Linked DNA regions of Homo sapiens: region 2 is linked to region 1. A link is a contact called in ENCODE Hi-C or POLR2A ChIA-PET data. All regions are on one chromosome and are shown on one strand. Each heading gives the region's core, a stretch centred on a gene start or an enhancer-like site at or near the end of the contact. The rest is flanking DNA. Distances are from core to core; before and after follow the strand shown.

What was found. A loop is a pair of places that touch in the nucleus more often than their neighbours do. ChIA-PET counts read pairs that join two places held with the same protein, here RNA polymerase II (POLR2A). Pooled maps may share reads with other maps.
Region 2: a map of astrocyte of the cerebellum shows a loop between it and region 1 (4-fold over the local background). The contact joins the promoter of LINC00974 here to the promoter of KRT33A in region 1. A Hi-C loop is called at or near these places in 3 of 168 maps with a recorded cell type or tissue (CD4-positive, alpha-beta T cell, astrocyte of the cerebellum and naive thymus-derived CD4-positive, alpha-beta T cell), 3 of 37 single-sample maps with no recorded cell type and 10 of 50 pooled maps. POLR2A ChIA-PET finds 5 or more read pairs at or near these places in 2 of 52 experiments (CD4-positive, alpha-beta memory T cell and RWPE1).

The regions. Positions count from the first base shown.
Region 1 is chr17:41,348,168-41,354,888 of GRCh38, forward strand. KRT33A (keratin 33A) reads right to left here and starts at 2,661. Exons shown (of 7, transcript NM_004138.4): 1 at 2,253-2,661; 2 at 1,179-1,261; 3 at 316-472. The coding sequence starts at 2,600. LOC105371778 (a long non-coding RNA gene) reads left to right here and starts at 3,330. Exons shown (of 2, transcript XR_001753056.1): 1 at 3,330-3,436; 2 at 4,255-5,631.
Region 2 is chr17:41,550,295-41,557,015 of GRCh38, forward strand. It overlaps LINC00974 (long intergenic non-protein coding RNA 974), which reads right to left and starts at 4,201. Exons shown (of 3, transcript NR_038442.1): 1 at 3,986-4,201; 2 at 1,579-2,243; 3 at 1-571. RefSeq lists an enhancer at 2,021-2,521.

The DNA.
Region 1 (6,721 bases), core at 1,411-3,910:
GGAGAATTGGAATAGAAGATTGCTGCTGCATGCACTCTAACCTGGGCACAGGAGAGGCTGTGGCTTCTGCCTCATTACCCAGCTTTCCTCACTACTGGGCTTGCCAACTTCCTCACTCTCATTCCTGCCTCTGGCAGAAAAATCCTAATCTCATATCACAGGTTTTTAGATTAGTCATTCTCTACATATCCCTTTTTGTATGCAGAATTACTTCCTCAGCTAATTGAGCCTCTACTGACAGCCTGTCCTGGACCCTGTGGCAGTTGTGAAACAGGTCCTGGCTAGTCTGAGCCCATCACTCTTCAGGGAACTCACCTGCTCATGGTTCTGCTTGAGGCACAGCAGCTCCTCCTTCAGGGACTCCACCTGGGCCTCCAGGTCAGACCTGCACAGGGTCAGCTCATCCAGGATCCTGCGCAGGCCATTGATGTCCGACTCCACCAGCTGCCGCAGGGACAGCTCGGTCTCATATCTGTGATCACAGGAGGGTCAGGAACAGGCTGGGCAGGAATAGGCCTGGCCTTGACTCTGCTTTGGTTTGGTTAGTCAGGCAACTAGGAATTAGGGTTTGTAGTTTTTATAGCCATCTCTTTTGTTTAGGTTTTCAGCATCGAGCTGGAAGAAAATGCACTGGTAATTTTACGTTTAAAGATCCAGTGGATAGACTTCTATATTCCTAGCTATTCAGGAGGCTAAGGGGAGAGGGTTGCTTGAGCCCAGGAGTCTGAGGATCTGAAGTTACACTGAGCTATGATTGCACCACTGCCCTCCAGCCTGGGTGACAGAGCAAGGCCCTGTCTCTAAAAAAAAGAAGAAAGCCAGTGGATTTAGGATAAAAGCTGACAAACTGTAAGACTTCCAAAATAATATGCTTCCACATTCTCCATTCTCATGAATGGGTTCTGTGCATAGGAGAACATCGGGGGCCAACACGTCTACACTAACTCACAGTACGACTAGGGGTGTCACGTCACAGAGGAGAAGAAGGAGGAAAGGAAGTCTAAGGCCTGGGGAAAGGATCTCTGAGCTACGGTGTGTGGTGGCTCTGTGAATCTTGGAGAAAGCAGCTAGAACATAGCTCAGTCACTGTTTGTTTAACTTGTGTTGACAACAGGCTAAAGGAAAGGAGGGCTGCCAGAGAAGAGAAATAAACAGCAACACCCCGCTTGCCCACTCACTTGGTCCTGAAGTCATCTGAGGCCAGCTTGGCATTGTCGATCTGCACCACAAGCCTGGCATTCTCAGACTTGCTGCACAGGATCTAGAAGGCCCAAAACATTCAAGAATGAGCAAGGACTTGGTAATTTTTCACCAATGGCAGTCCTTCCTAATTCACTTCCTTGGAAGGATCAGGATGTCTATCTTATTAAATGCTTTCTATATACAGCAGGTACTCAATGAATATTTCCAAAATTATATTCAAAAAAAGAACACCAAAATATGCAAAAAGTATAAGTAGATAATCTTTTTTCTATCCTAATGAGCAATACTGAGAAGCTGATCATAATAGTTGACATTTATGAAAAACACCTACTATGTTTCTGGCATGATACTAGGAGCTGAGGATACAAAAATTGGTAAGCACTTGATCCTGCCCTCAAGAAACTTTCAATCAAGCAGAAAAGACAAATAGGTAAACTAGCAATTGCAGGGGACTGGATCAGGGAAGAAGCCACATGTTCCCAGATGTCCCAGACAACTGGGACTACTTTGTCCTAGGTAATTTCCAATCTTCCCAATTTGGGCCAAACATTTTAGGCTCTCACTGGACACTGTGCACCAGGAGAAGCCCAGAGGCATGAAGGTGAGGACAATGAAATCAGGATAAGTAGGAACCTAGAAGAGAGAGGCAGCCAGCAGTCCAAGGGGCAAAAAGCTCAGATGAGGGAGAAAGAAAATGGCCCAGTCTTTACAAAAGATTCCGTTTCCCCAGCTTCCTTTGGACTCAGTCCTTTTCTCTCACCTCAGGGTAATAATTCTGGAGCTTGGCAGGTGCATGGAAGCATTCAGAGGTAGTTTTTAATTACAGCTCATTTATGCAAAGTGCTGCTACCTCCACATAGACTAACACTATGCAAATATTTAGACCTAACAGTCCCAAGTCTAGTATTAGATGGGCCCTCAAAAAACAAAATGGAAAGGCCAGTTTTCAGCTTTTCATTCACATCAAGAGCTTACGTTGTTTCTCAATCACAACTCGGATTCTCTCCCGACAACTTCCTACTGGAGGCACTGTGTCGCCCACTCCTCACCTTCTGCTGGAGCTCCTCAATGGTCTTGAAGTAGGACTGGTAGCTGGCACACACCAAGGGCTCCTGCTGCTGTGACCGCTCCCGGATGAGGTTCTCCAGCTCCGCGTTGTCCCGCTCCAGCTGACGCACCTTCTCCAGGTAGCTGGCCAGGCGGTCGTTCAGGAACTGCATGGTCTCCTTCTCACTGCCATTGAAGGAGCCCTCACAGAACCAGTTGCAGTTGCTCACATTGGCGGGGATGTTGCAGGCCCCGGGCAGGGTGCAGCCGTGGCAGCTGGGGGGCACACAGGGCCGGGAGGAGCAGCTGGTGCGGCAGCTCAGGCTGGGCAGGCCACAACTGTAAGACATGGTGCAGGGAGGGAGTGTCCAGCTGAAGACAGAGTCCAAAATCTCCAGGTTGTAGAGCGGTGGGTCTCCTTCCTCCAGGGAGCATTTATACCTCGTCCATGGAGGGTGTGGACACGTAAGACAACCCCTTTTTTTTTTTTTTTTTTTTGCTCATTTGGTGATTGTCAAAAGCCCTTCCCTCCATTTGTTGTGTTTCTTCAGAAGAGTCTCTCCCCTCATAAAATACTTTACTTGGGCTTCTCGCTAAGTCGGGACTCCTCTTCCATGCTGTGTGTCATGATGTAAGAGCTTCATGGTGTGACTTCAAAGACCTGGACTCATGAAAGCCCTGGCCTTCTTCAGTGGGGTGCAGCAGGTCAAGAGACAGTATTGCTGTTCTGCTTTGTGGCTTGAGGCCCCTAACTCTTTGGCAAGCTCTGGCTCTCCTTGGTGAAATGGAAAAGCATAGCTCTTGCCCTGTGTCTTTTGCTAGGTCACATTTCCAAGTGCCAAATTCCAAATTCATGGTTCTCAGAAAGAGGAATAGATCCTTTCTGGGACAGTTCCTGATGGCCATGTTTCCTGATATGATGGGCTTTTTTCATGTCCATGATGACGTCAATCAACCAAATAATAGATATCCACTATGACAATTTCATCCAGGGCGATGTAATAGACACTGGGAGGGGTGGAAAATAGGACTCAATGCTATGGTCAGAAGAAGTTCTTACTTGTTAAGAAACTGCACAAGCCCAAGGTAGTGTGGACACTTTTCACAAACTAGATCCTTTTTACAAACATGATCCTCAAACATGCAGAACTTAGATGTCCATTATTCCTCACCAGAACTCTTAAAGGTAAACTGTATAATTCCCATTTTATAGATGAGAACACCAAGGCATAGAGGGTGAGGATAATAAGTTGTGGACCTAGGATTCCAAAGCAGATCACTTTTCTTTTCATCACAACACTTGGCTTAAATATAAATGGCTTACTTCCTTCCCTTCTTCAGACAGGCCGTCCCTTTCTCCTCTCCAAGCTCTCTTTTTACCTTGAGCATGACACTGTCATGACTTATGTGCTTGTCTCTCTGTCTCTATTTGAGGTCCCTGAAGGCAAGGGCAGGGTCTAGTTTGTCTTTGAATCCCCAGCTCTAGGCACCTGGTAGGCACTGTTGAATGGGTGTGGGTAGAGTGATGAAGGGATGAACAGGAAATAATAATCTGAGGCAGAAGTTGACAAGTGATAACTGAGTGGTTTACACACTGGGGAGGGCGAGCAGCTCCAGGATTGGAGGCTCTTAGGAATGGATGAATGGATTTGTGCTGGGATAGGGAGGCTTCTAAGAAGCAGAGGGGAGAAAAGTAGGAAGTGCAGGTGAGGAGAATAATGTGCACACAGGAATGGGGTGGGAAAGCCCAAGGCATGGTTGAAGGACCAGGGTAAGTCTAGGCAGCAGGAAGGGGAGAGTTGTGAAGGGAAGTGCTAGAAATTAAAGCTTTATGGGGGATTGTATGGGGACCCTATGGTAGGGGGTCTCGATGGTGAAGTGGAGCAGCTTGGACTTCCCCAGAAGCTGTAGAGCCAGTATAAGCTTTTGAACCTAAGTGTGGTGTGACAAAAGGTGTTTTAGGAAATGTTTTAGCAAATATTTATCTGTTTTTGAAAAATGAAGGAAAGATTGGAGGCAAAGAGTTCAGCAAAGAGACTATTGCAACAGTCCATGCAAGACTAGAATTTATGGCAGGGATGATGATACAGATAAGGTTTAGTACAAGTGAGAGAGTTAGAGAACTGGGCCAAGGGAGAGTACAAAGAGAAGAGCAACAAGGAGCTGAGGACCAAACTTTGGAGAATTTCCCAATCAGAGATCAGGAGAAGGAAAAAGAATCTGTGATAAATGGAGAAATGGTGAGAAAAAAATGATAAAAACAAGTTCATGGCATCCCAGAAGGGCAGGAAGGAGGGTGCTTCCAAGAGGAGGTGATGTTAGAAGTGCCAAGTGCAGCAAAGGGGCCGCACATGATCAGGACCATGGAGAGGGTATTGGCTGCCTTGACCAGAAATTTACCAGGACCTTTCCAGGGTCACACAGGTATGCCTGCTGTACGCAGCGCCTGTGCACATTCTTAAAGTAATGCCCACAGTGAACTTCGGTAAACCAAGACTTCAAACACACAGAATTGAGATGTTCATTACTTAGAGAAGTTCTGCTGCAATAAATTTATATATCTGATTATTAAGCTTGGAGCTTTGATCTTACCAATACAGACTTTTATACAATAATTGGAGTGGGCTTTACGCAGATGCCAGACTTGTTTGAACTTGATGATTCGTAATAGTTTATTATTTAGGAACAATTATCCAAGAAGCATGAGTAATCTGAACTGACCGTGCATATGACACCACTTCTGTTTTGTCACAAGATGTAAGATGAGCCTTATTTGATATCCTAAAGAGGCAATGAGGAAAAAATTCAAGTATGGGCCTGAGGAGGCATACATTGGCCAGAAAGAGGAGGGGCTTCCTATGTCCTTGCTAGCAGAGGATAAAGCAGACAACAGATTCCAAGCCTCCCAGCTACAGCTACCAATCCAAGCAGCTTCCAAGCCTCCCAGCTACAGCTACAGACCAAAAACCAGATGGCTTTGCATTTGGCTCTTCTCTTCCTCCCTCTTACCTCCTAACATAGATCCTAAATATGAAAATGGTTAAAAGAGAGAGGGAAAATCTTGGAACAAGATATTGGGGATCCTAATGGTCAACTCATCCAAACCGTTCGTTTTACGAAGGGGAAACTGAGGCTCAGAATGGAGAAATGCCTTGCTTAGTATCATCTAGCTAGGACCCAGATCTTCTGATTCCCACTGCATTATCAGCCCAATCACCATTCTACTGAAATGTTGAAGAATTTCACAAACAATCTGATCTGTTATTACCTAAGGACAGAAATCAAGGGCAGTGAGAAAAACATCTTGTTAACCATAGATATGCTGTGTTGAAGAAGAATTATGAGTCAATGTGTAAATAAAGATAGAATTCAGCAATAGTACAGTTTCTTGTTAACTCTCTGATTTCAATTATTTCTAAGTTGATGATACAATTATATACCAACAATTTGGAGTAATTTAAACATAATTATATCCCATCAGATATAGATTATATCCCATCTGTTTGGAGCAACTTAGAACAATTGGTCAAACAATGGTGACCCTACTCGACAGCAATATGCTTATCCAGAGTAAGGTACACAAAAGATAGTCACAACAAAATTAAACTATTATTAAAATGGGGACAATTGAGAGATTAAAGAAAACACACCACAATGACACTGGATGCTATTAAATGACAGGATTATGAATGTTTTTTTTCTTCTCTCCAAATTCTTTGAAAATATATGTTACTTCTGCACAATAAACAAAATAAAATTTACATTTAAAATTTCAGAAGGAAATTCTTGCAAATCTTCTAGAGGAACAATGAGTTATTAAAAAAAAAAAGCCTAGGAGGCTCCTGTTCCAATATAATTACTACATTACACTTGAGCCTGTTCTAGAAATAAAGTCTTTGTTGTGATCGGCATTCATGCCCTTGTGATATCTGCTGACTTTGTCCATTCCAAAGGTGAGCTACTAAGAAGGAATGAAGGGAAATCAAGCTACCTATAGCTCATGAATTGACTGGCATGAGGTCTGAGCTTCGGGTGAAGGAGAAGACAAGGAGGAGTAACCCTTGGAGAAACATTCTGCCATTGACTGCTAGCCCATGGTCCAAGATTGGCTGCTAGAACCACCTCATATTGACCCGCATCCATAGACTATACTTCCCACATACACATAAGGGATAATTAAATTTCTTTTCTGGAAATACTATCTAAGTCAGATAAAGCCTACAGGCTTAGCATGCTGGAGTTACCAAGGACCTAACTGGTCATTTCACTCAACTCTTTCATTTTAAAAATGGGATAACTTTGACCCAAAAGGGGAAGTGACTTGCCCAAACTTGCAGAGAGCTTGTGAAAGAGTCTAAACTGAAAGAGGATAAATTAGACTAAAGAAATAGGATAAGGCTTTTAGTCTTTATGAGAGAGTTCAGGCGGAGACCACCGAACGATGCAAGTCTCTCTAAACACTAAACCCTTA
Region 2 (6,721 bases), core at 2,951-5,450, 200 kb after region 1:
AGGTGTGTGATTGCGAGGACATCAGAGAAAACAAGGTGCGATGAACTGGCGGTAGGCATTTGTTGGGACAATGACAGGGCCCTGGCCTGATCAAGGGAAGGATCAGGGGGAGAAGGAGATACTGGGGGGCTGGGAGGTGGGGATGAAGGAGGGGCACTGTCCCCACAACTCCTCATGCTCGGCTTCTGCAGTCCCGAGTACAGACCCAAGTCTGTTTCTCCTTGTCCCATTCTGCCTAAGGGCTGGAGCTTCTCAGAAACTCTGACAGGACATGTGTCCATCTTCAGTGGGGACCCTCCCCCTCCTAGAAGTCCCCCGTCCAGCTGGGGAGGACAGGTCAGGGTGAGGGCAGCAGCCACCCAGCAGCCTCCATCAGAGATCATCAGCATTTCCCACCATGAATTCAGCAGCGCATCTCGTGGTCAAATCCATAGGTGATTTCTGGGTTCTGTAGCCTCCTCTTATAAACTTACAAAGCACTTTAAGCAAACAAAAGCTTTGGCCAGGTGCAGTGACCCACGCCTGTAGTCCCAGCACCTTGGGAGGCCAAGGCCAAAAGCTTTGAGAAGTCCTGCAAAAAAAAAAAAAAGGTTTGGTTTGTTTATCTCCATGTTTTCCACTGGATTTGATCACAAGAGTTTTGTTTGGGGTTATTTTATATTAATTAACACCCCTGGGAACATACACTGGAAAATCCAGGGGCCCAAAGAACTCAAGATAGGGTTCCAGTTAAGAACTATTATGTTCCAGACCAGCCTGGCCAACATGGTGAAACCCCATATCTACTAAAAATACAAAAAATTAGCCGTGTGTGGTGGCATGTGCCTGTAATCCCAGCTACTTAGGAGACTGAGGTGGGTGGATCACCTGAGGTCAGGAGTTCGAGATCAGCCTGGCCAACATAGTGAAACCTCGTCTCTACTAAAAATACAAAAAATTAGCCAGGTGTGGTGGCGGGTGCCTATAATCCCAGCTACTCAGGAGGCTGAGACGGGAGGATCACTTGAACCAGGAGGTCAAGGCTGCAGTGAGCTGAGATCGCACCACTGCACTCTAGCCTGGGTGACAAAGCGAGACTCCACCTAAAATTTAAAAAAAAAAAAAAAAACTAGTATGAAGGGAATGCTCTCAACGAGCATCCCCTGCCCCAACTTTTTGTACCTCAAACATGACTATTTGCTGTGGATTCTGAATTTGCTTTGTTTCCTTTGTATTTTGCAGTTTTCCATTAGGGCTGACAGAAGTTCCTTTGGGAAAACCCCAGCATGTGTTAGTCATGCCGAGGGGAATGGAGGGAAGGAACTCGCTTTGTTCTCATTTTGGCCTGAGAGGAGGGAGAACAGTAGGACCCCTGGGGCTTGGGGGCTGGCATGGCCTGAGATGGATGTGAGACCCAGGGGCAGAGAAAATGCTAAGAGCTTTTTGGACCATGGATTTTCCATGACTCAGAAAGTCAGTGGAGCCCGCCCTCCCTGGTGCCCTCGTTCCTTCATTGCCACTGCATTTGTTCCACACACTGAGGAGTCTGGTGAGGAAACTGAGGCCCAGAGACAAGAAATACCTGGGACAGAGACTCACTGTTCATGGGTAGCTGCTTGCTTTCCAAGAAGACATTTCCAGAGCTTTCCTGCTCGTGGGAGGTGTCTGTAATTGTTTTAGACAGCATGAGGTGAAGAGGGTGGGCTTGCGGGTCAGACCCACTCAGATCCTTTGTCAGCTGAGTTATGTCATTTCTCTGAGCCTCAGTTTCCCATCTGGGAAGCTGGGGGTAGTGAGAAATAAGGAAGATGACTTCTGTACATGCTTGCCACCGTCCCAGGACAGACGAGGCCCAGCTGCCATACAGAGGAGGTGACAGCATGGAGCGGGGTCAGGGGTGCAGAAGGAGGCGCTAGGAGGAAGGGACAAATGAGGATAGAGGCTGTTGTCCATAGAGCACACTCCTTGGAGGGAGGAGGGACCCAACTCAGACACAGCTCACTCAGGTCAGGGGCAGGAGCCTCTGAGGTGGGTGGGGGGGTGTGACGGGCTGGTGGGAGCTCGTAAGCAGGGACATGCCCCTGCCCTGGAGGTTACTCAGTGGGGCTGGGAGTTTCGCAGGTGGTGCTTCTCAGTCCAGCGCTGCTTCCGTGGGTTAGGATGAAGACCCATCTTCTTGCCTTGTCCTCCTCCACGAGGGGCTTATCCAGAACAAAAGCTGTTGGCAGTTCCTGGCCAACAGGTTCTCCTCCTCCACTGCAGGGCTAGAAAAAGGTGAAAACAAAAGGGACATGTGCTTCTCTGTGGCTCTCGGGGTACAGTTCAGTCTCCCCACCATGAGCAAGTCCTCCACGACTGACCGCCTACTCCCACCAGCACCTCGTCATCCCTCTTCAGCCCCTCCTCACCCTCTGCACAGTAGCCCCAGGAAGTTCAAGTTCCAGCTCCTCCAGTGGGCCACTTTCAGTCACACCTCCAGGCCTTCACTGATGCAGTTCCCCCTACCCAGAACTGCCCACCCCCAACACACACAAACACACACACACACACACACAAACACACATGCACACCACCTCCATTGAATATCACCTCCACCAAATATCACCTCCACCAAATATCAAATATCAAATCCAACATCTTCCTGGTGTGTTGACCCAACACTTTCTCCAAAGAATGTTCCCTGCCTCCCAAGACTGTGTTAGTTGTTTCTGCTGTGTGGCCCAGAGTCCCTGGGCTTCCCCCTAATGGAATGCAGCATACTGTATGGAGGTGGCTGTTACCTGTTGGTCTCTCCGACAAGACTCTATGGGGGCAGACTCTGCCTGGGTCACTGTAGTAGCCCCAGCTACTAGCCCCATGCCTGGCACAGAGTAGGCCCTCAGTGATTACCCATTGAATGAAGGGGTCAATGACAGGCAGAGTCTCCACTTGGGGCTCCCAATGAGCAGAGAACTTGGGGAAGCTAACCTTCCTCCCCACACACACCCCACCTTTGAATCTCAAGCTTGACTCTTATGGGTTTGGTGTTGATTCACTTCCCTGAGGTTTCCCTCCATCTTGACAAATGCTCCTTCTGACAACCCCAACATGACTGAGTCATGGTGAGGGCAAGAGATGAAAGGAATCATGTTTGAGAGTTTGGCCTGAGTTCGGGTGAGGATGGCATGTCTCTGAGGCTGAGGGTGCTGGTAGCAGCAAAGACAGACTGAGGGATTCCCGGGTGGGAAGAAAGCTCAGGAATATCAAAGCCATCGGAGGACACATGAGTGTCACACCCAGCATGTGGGTGCAGAGCCGTCCTTAGGGACTGTCTGTCCTTGCAGGGTTATTCACCCAGGACCCCTCTGCACCCACACTCTGCTTCTGATACTCATGTGTTCTCCGACAGCTTTGATCTTCCTGGGGAGAGATCAAGGTAACTCTTGGAGAAAATTGAGGCCACAGCGCAATCTTAAAAAGTGTTAAAAATTGTTAGAGGCCAGATAGGTCGTGCTAAGAGCAGGAGGTAGGGAGCCAGATCAACACTGGTGTGGGTGACTTGGGCAAGGAACTTTTCTTCTCTGAGCCTCAGTTTCCTCATCTGTAAATGGAAGCAACAAGAGCAACCTCACACAGTTGTGAGAAATCAACAAAATGACATATGGAAGCTTCCTGGCCCATGCCTATCCTAGGAAGCTTCCCTAGCCACCATGGCCAGCTCAGGAGACCCCATCTGAAAGTACAGCCCATCCCTCTCATCACCGATGGCACTCACTCAGCACTGGCCTGTCTGCCTGTCTGCCTCTGGCACCAGACTGTGAGCCCATGGGGGCAGAGACCTTGTCTGTTCTGCTCACAATTCCATCTATTCCCAATCCCTGCCACAGAATAGGCACCCAGTGAAGATCTGTTGAATGAATGAATGAATGAATGAATGAATGAATGACTTGAAGAGGGGATGAAAATAGACAGGAACTCCAATACGAGATTTTCAAAAACAGGCAGGTGAGGACCCACCAGGCCTTACCTCTCCTCACGATCTTTTAACTTCTTGTCGTACTATTTCTCCTGGGTTTTATTTTGTTGTTGTTGCATCATTTCTTGAACTTTCTTTCTGGTTTCACAAGAATTCCCTCAGACAATCCCAGTGGATCTCAGTCTAGTAAGAGGAACAGAGAAAGGAACTGATTTTATTCCTGTTTGGGCCTGAGATGGGGAGTGCTTCAGAGCCTGAAGCCAAGAGGCTGCAGCAGCAGCAGCAGCCTCCACAACCAAGCAGGACACTCCAAGGGGCGGGGACTCGAGATCAAAGCTCTAGAGATTTGGGTAGATATTTGCGGACTGTTAGAATGATATGAATAATAATAGAGACCCTCCTCTGTCATCCTCCTCCCTGCACCGTTTGCTCATTCACCCATTCCTTCCTTTGACAAGCACAGACCCAGGGCCTTCTAGGGGGAATCTGAGATCCCAGGAAAGAATCTACCTGTGCCAGGTCACTCGTCTTATTCTCAGCTCTTCATACAGTCATTGCTTCCCACGTAAGCCTTTTTTCTTTCCTTTTTTTTTCTTTTCTTTTTCTTTTTTTTTTTTTAATTTAGAGACAGTCTCATTCTGTTGCCCTGGCTGGAGTACAGTGGTATGATCATGGTTCACAGCAGCCTCAAACTTCTGGGCTCAAGTGATCCTCCCACCTCAGCCTCCCAAGTAACCCAGTAATTAGGACAACAGGTGCATGCCACCATGCCTGTCCAATATTTTTTTCTTTTTTTGGTAGATGCGGGGTCTTGCTCTGTTGCCCAGGCTGATCTCAAATTTCTGGCTTCAAGTGATCCTCCTACCTCAGCCTCTCAAAGTGCTGGGAATACAGACATGAGCCGCCACACCCAGCCCACATAAGGTATTTTTGACAAGCCTCTGCTTATGGGATTTGCTAGCCTCTGTATTCTTTTGGGGCTCAATAATTGCTCAAGGCCATAGAGAACAGGAAACAGAGCACCAGCTTTGGAGCCAGGCCAAACTGGAATTATATCTTTGCTTGATCATTTACAAGCTATGTGACCTTGGACAAGTTACTTAACCTCTCTAACTTAGAATTTCCTCATCTATAAAATGGGCTTCATAATCCCAGTGTCCTTGGATCAGACTTCCTAGATTCAGTTCCTGTCTCCACTGCTTAGGAGCTGTGTGACCTTTTCAGCAAGTCATTTAATCTCGCTAAAAATGTTTCCTCATGTGTAAAATGAAAACAAGGACAGCATCATGAGATTGCTGTGAAGATTAGATACAGGGTTTATTCCCTTATCTTATATAAAATGCTTAGCGAAGTGCCTGGAACATTATTAAGTGCGCAATCAGTGTTAGTCCTTGCTCCTTCCTTGTGGACAATTGTTCTTACACTTAGTCGCCCAGCTCCTTTGTAAAGGAATTCTCCCTCTAGTGTCTGTGCCTCCTGGCTATAGAAGCCAGAAATTAGCCTTCCAGCCTCCCTTGCAGCTGGAGCACAGACACATGATCAGTCACACACATCACAGAAGCCTGTAAGCTGGGAGCTAATGTCCTAAAAAAGGAGGCACCTGGTGGAATCCATGCTGGAAGGAATAACTGCAGACCTCCAGTTTCTAGAAGCAGCAGCGCCACAAGTTTGGTGATAGCGCCAAGTGGAATGGGCTACTGAATCTGCACCTGCAGATAGTGGCAAGGGTGGGCTTGCTCCGGGCTGTGCTGCCTTCAAACCTGTTCCCTGCGAGTTCTTCCTGGAGAGTCTATGGCTTACCTAACATCCTTTAACAAACTGGCTTCAGAGTGTGGCTTCTGATCTTTGCAGGCAAAAACCCTGATGGCTACAGAATTTAGTAACAAGTGTGATTACTGGCATGAGACTTCTAAAAGATCTCCGTTTGGGTGTCCAAAAGACAATGTAAATTTAGCATGTCTGAAACTGACTCCCCATCTTTCATACCAGCCAACTTCCATCCCACAACTCCTATCATCCAGTTGCTCAGACAAAAGACTCAGAGACCTCCTTGACTTCTTTCTTTTACAATATGCAGTCCTTCAAGAACTCCTGGCAGTGCTTTCTTCAGATGATGCTCAGAATCCAGCCACCTCTGACCGTCTTCACTCTGAGTGCCAGGGGCTCTTCACCTCCCTGCACACTGGGCTCTCTGTTTCTGCTCCTAGCCTCGCAGCCTCTCATCAAGTGGCCTGTCACTCCTCTGCTCAAGGCACTGTGTGTTAGGATGATCATCAGCACTAGCTGCTGTGCCTGGAGTGGTCCCCACACACGCTTGACTGCCTCCCTCACTCCGTCAAGTTGATACAGAAGGGCTGGGCTCCTGGCTAAACCCTACCCTTAAGCCTGGAACCTCGGCCCTAAAGGACCCCATTTTCCCCAAAAATGTTACCTTTTTGGCCTGCCTGCCCACATGCTGTGCCCATAAAAGACTTCAGCTGGCAGAGCAACACAAGCGGCTGAGCACTGAGGATATAAGCAGCTGAGCGGCGAGCAGAAAAGCAACTGAGCATCGGAGACTGTGGATAGATCTGGCTAACTTCAGATGGTGCAGCTTTGGAGAGGGGCCCTGCCGGAGACGGTGGGGCTTCAGGGAAAGATCACCATCCCATCACCTTTCCATCCTCCCTTTCCACTGAGAGCCACCCAACACCCAGTAAAGTATTTTGCATTCGTCACCTTTCAAACAGTTTATGTGACCTGATTCTTCTTCCTGGACGCCAGACAAGAACCTGGGTGCCAAGAAGG